2 separate regions of the Homo sapiens genome follow, and region 2 is linked to region 1. A link is a contact called in ENCODE Hi-C data. All regions are on one chromosome and are shown on one strand. The core of a region is the stretch at or near the end of the contact, and the rest is flanking DNA. Distances in the headings are between cores, read along the strand shown. Region 1 holds the start of EPS15-AS1 (EPS15 antisense RNA 1). Region 2 holds the start of SHISAL2A (shisa like 2A).

Evidence for each region. A loop is a pair of places that touch in the nucleus more often than their neighbours do. Pooled maps may share reads with other maps.
Region 2: a loop to region 1 is called in a map of CD8-positive, alpha-beta T cell, with 11 times the contacts of the local background. The contact joins the promoter of SHISAL2A here to the promoter of EPS15-AS1 in region 1. A Hi-C loop is called at or near these places in 1 of 168 maps with a recorded cell type or tissue (CD8-positive, alpha-beta T cell), 2 of 37 single-sample maps with no recorded cell type and 5 of 50 pooled maps.

What each region holds. Positions count from the first base shown.
Region 1 is chr1:51,516,074-51,519,521 of GRCh38, reverse strand. EPS15-AS1 (EPS15 antisense RNA 1) reads right to left here and starts at 1,250. Exons shown (of 5, transcript NR_183651.1): 1 at 1,076-1,250. EPS15 (epidermal growth factor receptor pathway substrate 15) reads left to right here and starts at 256. Exons shown (of 25, transcript NM_001981.3): 1 at 256-323. The coding sequence starts at 291. It also overlaps a transcript of OSBPL9 not described here. RefSeq lists silencers at 33-222, 373-842 and an enhancer at 73-1,001.
Region 2 is chr1:52,631,609-52,634,974 of GRCh38, reverse strand. SHISAL2A (shisa like 2A) reads right to left here and starts at 1,807. Exons shown (of 3, transcript NM_001042693.3): 1 at 1,300-1,807. The coding sequence starts at 1,481. It overlaps LOC124904178 (a long non-coding RNA gene), which reads left to right and starts at 1,520. Exons shown (of 2, transcript XR_007066084.1): 1 at 1,520-1,667. RefSeq lists silencers at 1,480-1,529, 1,540-1,729, 1,820-1,929.

The DNA.
Region 1 (3,448 bases), core at 1-2,500:
AATTTTATGTCCGCGCCGGGTTTTCCAAGGCGGCCCCGGGGGCAGGCTCTGGTCCGGTGGCCGAGACTCCGGCGCCAGGGTTTGGGCGGCGCCGCGGCCGGCTCCGGCGGGCGGGCAGGCGGGCGGGGCCAGGCGGGGCGGGGCGGGCGTGGGGAGGGAAGTTGTGGAAGTTAGGGGAGACGCCCGCCCGCCCGCCCCGGCCTCGCCTGCGGCCGCTCCCTCCGCCTCCTCCCCGCCCCGAGCCCCAGTCAGCCCGTCTTCCTTCCCCTCCCTTGCATGATGGAAACACCATGGCTGCGGCGGCCCAGCTCTCTCTGACACAGGTAACGCCACACGCCCGTCCGCCGGGCTTGGCCGGCCGGTGCCCCCTCCCCCACCGCCCTCAGCTTCGCCGACTTCTTGGCTTGTGGGCCAAGCAGGCAGCTTCTTGGCTTGTGGGCCGGGCGGCCGGTGTGTGTGAGGGAAAGCGGGTGCGACTGCGGGAGGGCGCCCTCCGGAGCCGGAGCCCCCCTGCGGCCGCCGCGACCTCGCCCAGGGTCGTCGGGCGCCTCCTGCCCCGCCCCGCGCGGCCCTCGCCGCCCTCCGCGCCGCTGCCGAGTGGACTGTGACCCGGCCGCGCTCTGCCGGTGCCGGGCCGGCTCCCGCGGGGCAGCTTTCACCTACCCAGGAAGTTTCCTCCCACAGGGCCGCACGCATCCCAGGTGAGCTCCTGTTGAGCTCGCGCGGGCCGGCCGCACCCCCGGGCCGCACGAGGCTCGCCCGCCAGGCCGGCTGCGCGCCGCCCCCAGTAGGAGTTGCCTTCCAGAGCCGGACGCGCAGGCCCCCCAAGCCAGTCTTTCCTCTCCAGACCTGCCTTTCTCCCAGGGTCCGACGGAAGCCCTCCCTTCCCAGAGTTTAATGTAGTTAGCCTCGCCTCCAAAGAAGTCTCATCCTACTCAACTACCCACTCTGCCGGCCCCTTCCTCCGTTCAGCCTCTCCCCCCTCCTGATCAGGTTTCCTTCTGGGTCAGACCCCCAATGCAGCCTTTTGCCACCCACGTCTGCTTCCACTTCAACTTCCCCTCGGGGGGCTCACGCCTGATCGCTGTCCAGGTGGATCCCTTTAACGGGTGTGGTGGCTCCGCCAGTCTTGGTGCCAGGAACGGCCTCCCGGGGAGCACTTTTCTTGGGGGGAATCCTCAGCAAAACCTGTTCTCGAGCTTCCCTCTTGCCTCGTTGCTTCCTGTCAAAGTCCAGTCCTTGTGCTTCTCAGAAAACCTCTAAACATCACTCACACTGGGAACCTGGTCCCTCCCTCTCTGTAAAGAAGCCAATTACAATGTAAACATGGTGTCCGGGATGATAAGGTGACAGACACCTGCCAGTTCCTTCCTGCTCCTGTGACCCAAACTCTCCCCCGCGTCTCCTCAGACGGTTCTCTCCAGAGCTGGTGGCGCGTGCTTCCCGATTGGGGCCCATCCCGTCTTCCTTGCCTGCATTGTGGTATCTCACTGCCATCTTGTACTCCTTGGCCTAGATTCGTCGGTGCTTCTAAGGCTTTAGCGCTGGGATAGGGCAAACATTTCGGCAGTGGAGTTTTCTGTGTTTAAAATCAAGAGGCTTTGGGGTGCTTTGCCTAGCACTGTAGGATAGAGAGAAAAAAATGTTTTCTCAGAAACCAGGAGTCACGTACATGCTTCATGTAAAATAACTAACCCGTGTTTGCAGGAATTCTAAGTGTCATAAGGAAAGTCTATTTCCCAGTTTTTTTGATGGTGGTGGTGGTTGTCCTGTTCTGACAAGCAGAGAACCCTTTAACATGGAATGTGGTGGTTTAGTCTTGGTTATGTATGTTTGGAAGGGTCCTCCCAAAACTCAAATTTGAACAACTACAGCACTGACTTTTAGGTATTCACTTTCTGTGAGTCTAGTTAGTGACTTGCATTAAACAAGATCCCTGTTGGCAGGCTGTTGTTTTCTGGCTCTGTTGGCCAATTCTGGCAGGAGTTTTCCCTTGAAGATTTTGTGCTCTTAAAGACTTCCGTAAAATTGCTTCTCAGTTGTGTGCATACTTTATTCTCTCCCTGGGTAATACCATGTTTTTAGCTTCTATTTACATCATTCATCTCTGGAGAATTGCTTCAAGCTCTGTCAGTTTTATAGCCATTTAAAAAATTTACATATGTTCTTGGGTTATATATTTAGGTATTAATGTGTACACAGTAAGTACGGAATCAGTAGTAGCTATTATCCTTCAGTGCCTCACATATGAGATAATATACATTGGTGGTTAATTTTTATTGATAATTCAAATAAGTAAATTCAGAATATTCTGATTTTAAAACATGAAGAGGCAATAAGAGGGATTACGAAGGCACACGAAAAAATAACATTTCCAGTTGCTAGTATACCCTAATGTGCCTCCTTGTTACTTCAAAACTTTGCAGATTTGTGGTTTTTAAATTTAATTTAATTTTTTTATAACTGCCTGAGCCCAATACACTAAGATAACAATGCAGCCTGGTTTCACATTCATTACTGACCCGTTTGTCATCCTCTGTTCCCCCCACCCTGCCCACTCTCCCAGCACACACATTTAGACATAGGCATACTCAAGTGAGAGCTCATTCAGGGCAGGGACATCTTTTAATCCATCTTTCTCCCATGGTACCTATCTGGAAGAAAGTAATTAATAACTGTTGTAGGAATGACTGAAAGCTCTAAAGGGTTCTATAACAGTTATGGAGATTAAACATGCTCAAGTTAATTTCTGCTTCTGTTCATATGTTGATGATTTTCATTCAGCAAATATTTTTATAGTACCTATTATGTACTAGACATTGTACTGGGATTATCGTGTTTATAATTTCTTGCCTTTACCAATTAAGCAAAACTGAGTTTGGGGAAAAAATGTGAAAAATGTTTTAGCTTATGCCTTCCTTCCTTTTTCCAAGCTTGCCAACCAACCCTTCAACTCCCCAGCCACCAAAATAAATTATCTAAATTATTATAGTCTAGCTTCTAGAGATGATAGAATGCTAGAGTACCAAAATGTTAGTTCCAGTTCTGCTTTGGCCACAGCTAACTGTATGGGTTTGGGTTAAATATCCAGGCCTCAGTTTTCTTAACTTTAAAAGAGACTCAACAAACATTTGCTGAGCATTCAGTATGTGCTAGGAATTACTCTAGGTACTGAGGATATATATACTCATGAACAAAAATAGTTAACAATTCTTTGACCTTGGAGACAAAACCTGGAACTTATTTCTGCTAGAGGAGTTTGAATTAGCTGATCTAAGGACCTTTCCAACTTTTAAGATCCTGTTTTATAGACAGTGTTCTATGATTTATAGACCTAGTGGACTTTCTCTGGGTTCTTTAGTGCTTTACAGCCTTAAATGTTTTCTAATTCAGTTGTCTTTACTAGGTGTTCTGTTTACTTCTTGTCAATGAGAAGTAAAACCTGAGG
Region 2 (3,366 bases), core at 558-3,057, 1.1 Mb before region 1:
ATCGAGTCACCTAGAAAAAGCAATAATATTTGTAATTGTCATTGGCATATGTCAAGTTGATTTCAGCTCTGTTATGTATGTCATTTGACCGTTACCACTGCCTTAGTCAGAAATCAGGGCAATGATTGATCATCCTACTGCCCGTTTGATAGATGAAAAGCCAGAGACTTGAGAAGTTTTCGTGGCATAGGACACTGTCCTTTCCCACCCAGAGGGCAGCAGCCTCTGCTCATATACCTCCAGGGACAGGAAAATCACTAACTACTGAGATGGCCCACTCAATTTTTGCTGATGCCTGTTTCCCAAAGTAGGCTGAGGATCAAGTTCCATTCTCCAGGTAAGGCCTTTGGAGACCCAGGGGGATTGAGACCTATTACCCTCTCAAGCCAACACTTAGGCTCCAGGAATGCAACCTCTTCCCTGAACAAATGGGGAAACTGAGGTCCTATGGGTGGAGAGTCAACACTTCTATGAATATGGCCTGAGCTAGCTTCTGCACTATGCCATTGTCTCATGATGAACTTGGAGGCAGCTCTGACTCCCGAGTCTTCTGCCTTAGCTTGAGGATGGGGTACATCCCCAGCACTCACCACAGGGCTTGGCACACACCAAGTGCTCAGTAGAGAGTGCCCGAAAGAATGACTAAATACAAAAGGGAACCAAGGGTTGACGCTGGGCTGAGGCTGGGGTTGGGGTGTAGCACCAGGCGAGGGTTAAGTCTGGAGGTTGAGGTTTGGATGTAGATCTAGATATTAATAATATTTGGAGTCAGGATGTGGGAGAAGAGCTGAGGTGGGACTGCAGGCAGGACAGAAGAGGAGGTTGGGGCTGGTGATAGAATAAGGTCTGGGGTCAGTACTGGGGAGTGTGGAAAGTCAGGAATAAGGCTGGTGTTGATATTAGGAAGGGCACCTTGGTGGGATGATGATTGGGGTGGAGTTGGGCTGCCTGTGAATGTTTGAAGATGGAAGTTGCTGTTAGGGGGAGGCTTGATATGTGATTTGGGGTTGGGATGAGGGTGGTGATGGAATGAAGTTTGGGGTGGGGATAGAGTGAGGATTGTTTTGGATTAGAGGAGGGGGAGGTCCGAGCATGGCTCTAAATAATGGTTGGGGTCAGGATGAGGAAATCGAGCTGAGATGGGGTTTCACGGGGTGGTTGATGCTGTGGGCATGAGGACGGTAAGGACTAGAGCTTGCTGCTGATGTTCAGGTGGACACTCGGGTGGGGGCTGAGGCTGGGGTGAAGGCGCTGAGACTGGAGTGGGGTTCAAGGTAGGGTGAGGGCCAGGGACGGTACCTGAGCCACCACATGTAGCTGTGCTCGTAGGGGAAGAAGCTGTGCGGGTCGTCGCAGCAGTACTTGTGGTCGCGGAAGCCGCAGCAGAAGACAGCGGCCGCCTCGCCCCCCGGCCGCGGGCAGCTGAAGCCGCGCACCACCTCCTGCTCTGCGCTCACGTAGCTCGTGCAGGCGCCGCTCATCGCGCCCCGCGCCCAGCCCGCCGCCACCTCGGGCCACCAGACGGCCGGCTAGAGCCCGGCGGGGAAGCGAGGGACCGAGCGAGACGGAGCTGAGCCTGAGAACGGCAGAGACGAAGAGACCCAGGGGCCGAGAGAAGCCGAGACAGAGACAGCAGCGCGGGGCCCCGAGGACCGAGCGGCGGCCAGGTGCCCGGCCCGCGCGGAGGGGTAGGGGCAGGCGGGGCGGGCGGCGGGGGCCGGCGGCGGGAGTGACGGCTGCTGGAACGCGGCAGGAGCCGGAGCGGACGCGGGGAGCTGGGCCGGGAGCCGCGTGCTCGCCTGGCTCTGCCTGCGCTTCCTGCCCCCTCCCCACTGCGCTCCCCCTGCCTGCACGAGGGCGCTGGGTGCGCAACGACAGCACGACGCGGCCAGAGTGGCGGGGCGGGAATTCGAGGCCAGGGCGCGGGCGCCTTACCTGCACCGAGCCGGCGCCGGGAGTCTCGGGGCATTCGGGGCTGGGGCAGACAGACAAGGCACCAGCCGGCGACCACACGGCGGGGTCAGTGAGGAGAGTGAACACAACCTCACCCAACCTCCGCAAAAACCCAGGGGCCCGGGGATGTTCGCATCCGTGTTAAAGGTGAGAGCTGAGGGCCAGAGAGAAGCCATTTCCCGGAGTTCCTAAGCCCACGAGATTTTAACCGGGGGCGGCCTAGTAGGAAGTCCTTGCTCTTTCTGCGGCTTTCATGGTGCCTCTTTTCTAGCGGGCTTTTAGATGTCCTCATCATCTGGAGTCCCTGCTAGTCTCGCTGAGAGCTAGCTCGTGCACGGACAATGTCCACACTCTTCTGTTCATACTGCCTGCCACTGGCCTGGGACAAGGAGCCGAATATGGGTGTGGATGGGCCCAGACGGTAACCTCCTTCCCCACACTGACCAGCAAAGAAAGTCAGCAGACCTGTCCATTTTGAAAAATTACTTCCAGAGAACAAGGGCAGTGTTCTCACTAGCATCAGAGAACCACAGTCTGAAGGGGCTCTCAGTGCCTTGGCTTCCCCCATGTACCCTGTTGCCTTACGCCATCTGGAAGGGCTTCATACAGCACCTTCAGTGCCTTAGCTCTACATTTTTCACAGCAGTGGGTAGGGTAGGAAATAGTTACTGTGGTGCCTCGGGCACCCCCGATTCCTTCGCCCTTGGTTTGGACGTGTGGGGAACGGGCCGTGGGTATCAGGGGATCTGGGCTCCAGCCCAGCTCTACCCCTTCCCTGCTGTTTCTCTCTGAGCTTTGGGTTCCTTGTCCTCACCCAGGCCAGCTCCTCAGATGCTGATTGTGCCGCTGCCCTGACCTGGGTGGGCCCTAGGGCCCCTGAGAGGGATCAGATCTGGGCCTGCCGTTGAGAAACACACAGTCTGATGGAGGAGTCAGACTGACTGACGATCACAGCACAGGGCAGTAAAAAGGGAAATGCAAGGACCTGGACACAGAGGGGCACCATCTGAGGAAGCAGGGGAGGGCTCTGAGGGAGGCGGTGTCCTCAAGAGTCACTGTAAGGTCAAATATGAAAGCTGGAGGGAACTGTTATTATCCTCCAGAACATTCCTCCCCTGAGCTGTGGGTCTGAGCAGACTGGGAGCTGGAGAGCCTACACTAATGAGGGTGCACTTCAGCCTCTTTATCAGATGGAGAGTACAGGGGAGGAATCCTCTGGGAGGGAGAGGCTTCCTGGAGGCCTGGAGATCAGCTGGGAGGAAGAAAGCGCTCTGCCCTGGCTTTTGGCAAAACTAGAAAGCCTCCAACAATTTCCAAAACCCTCTCCCAGCCAAGAATTAATTTGTTCCTCCCAACAGCCCTCTGGGGTGAGCCACGCAGGGGTGAATGTGCCTGAAATAACAAGTCCAATAC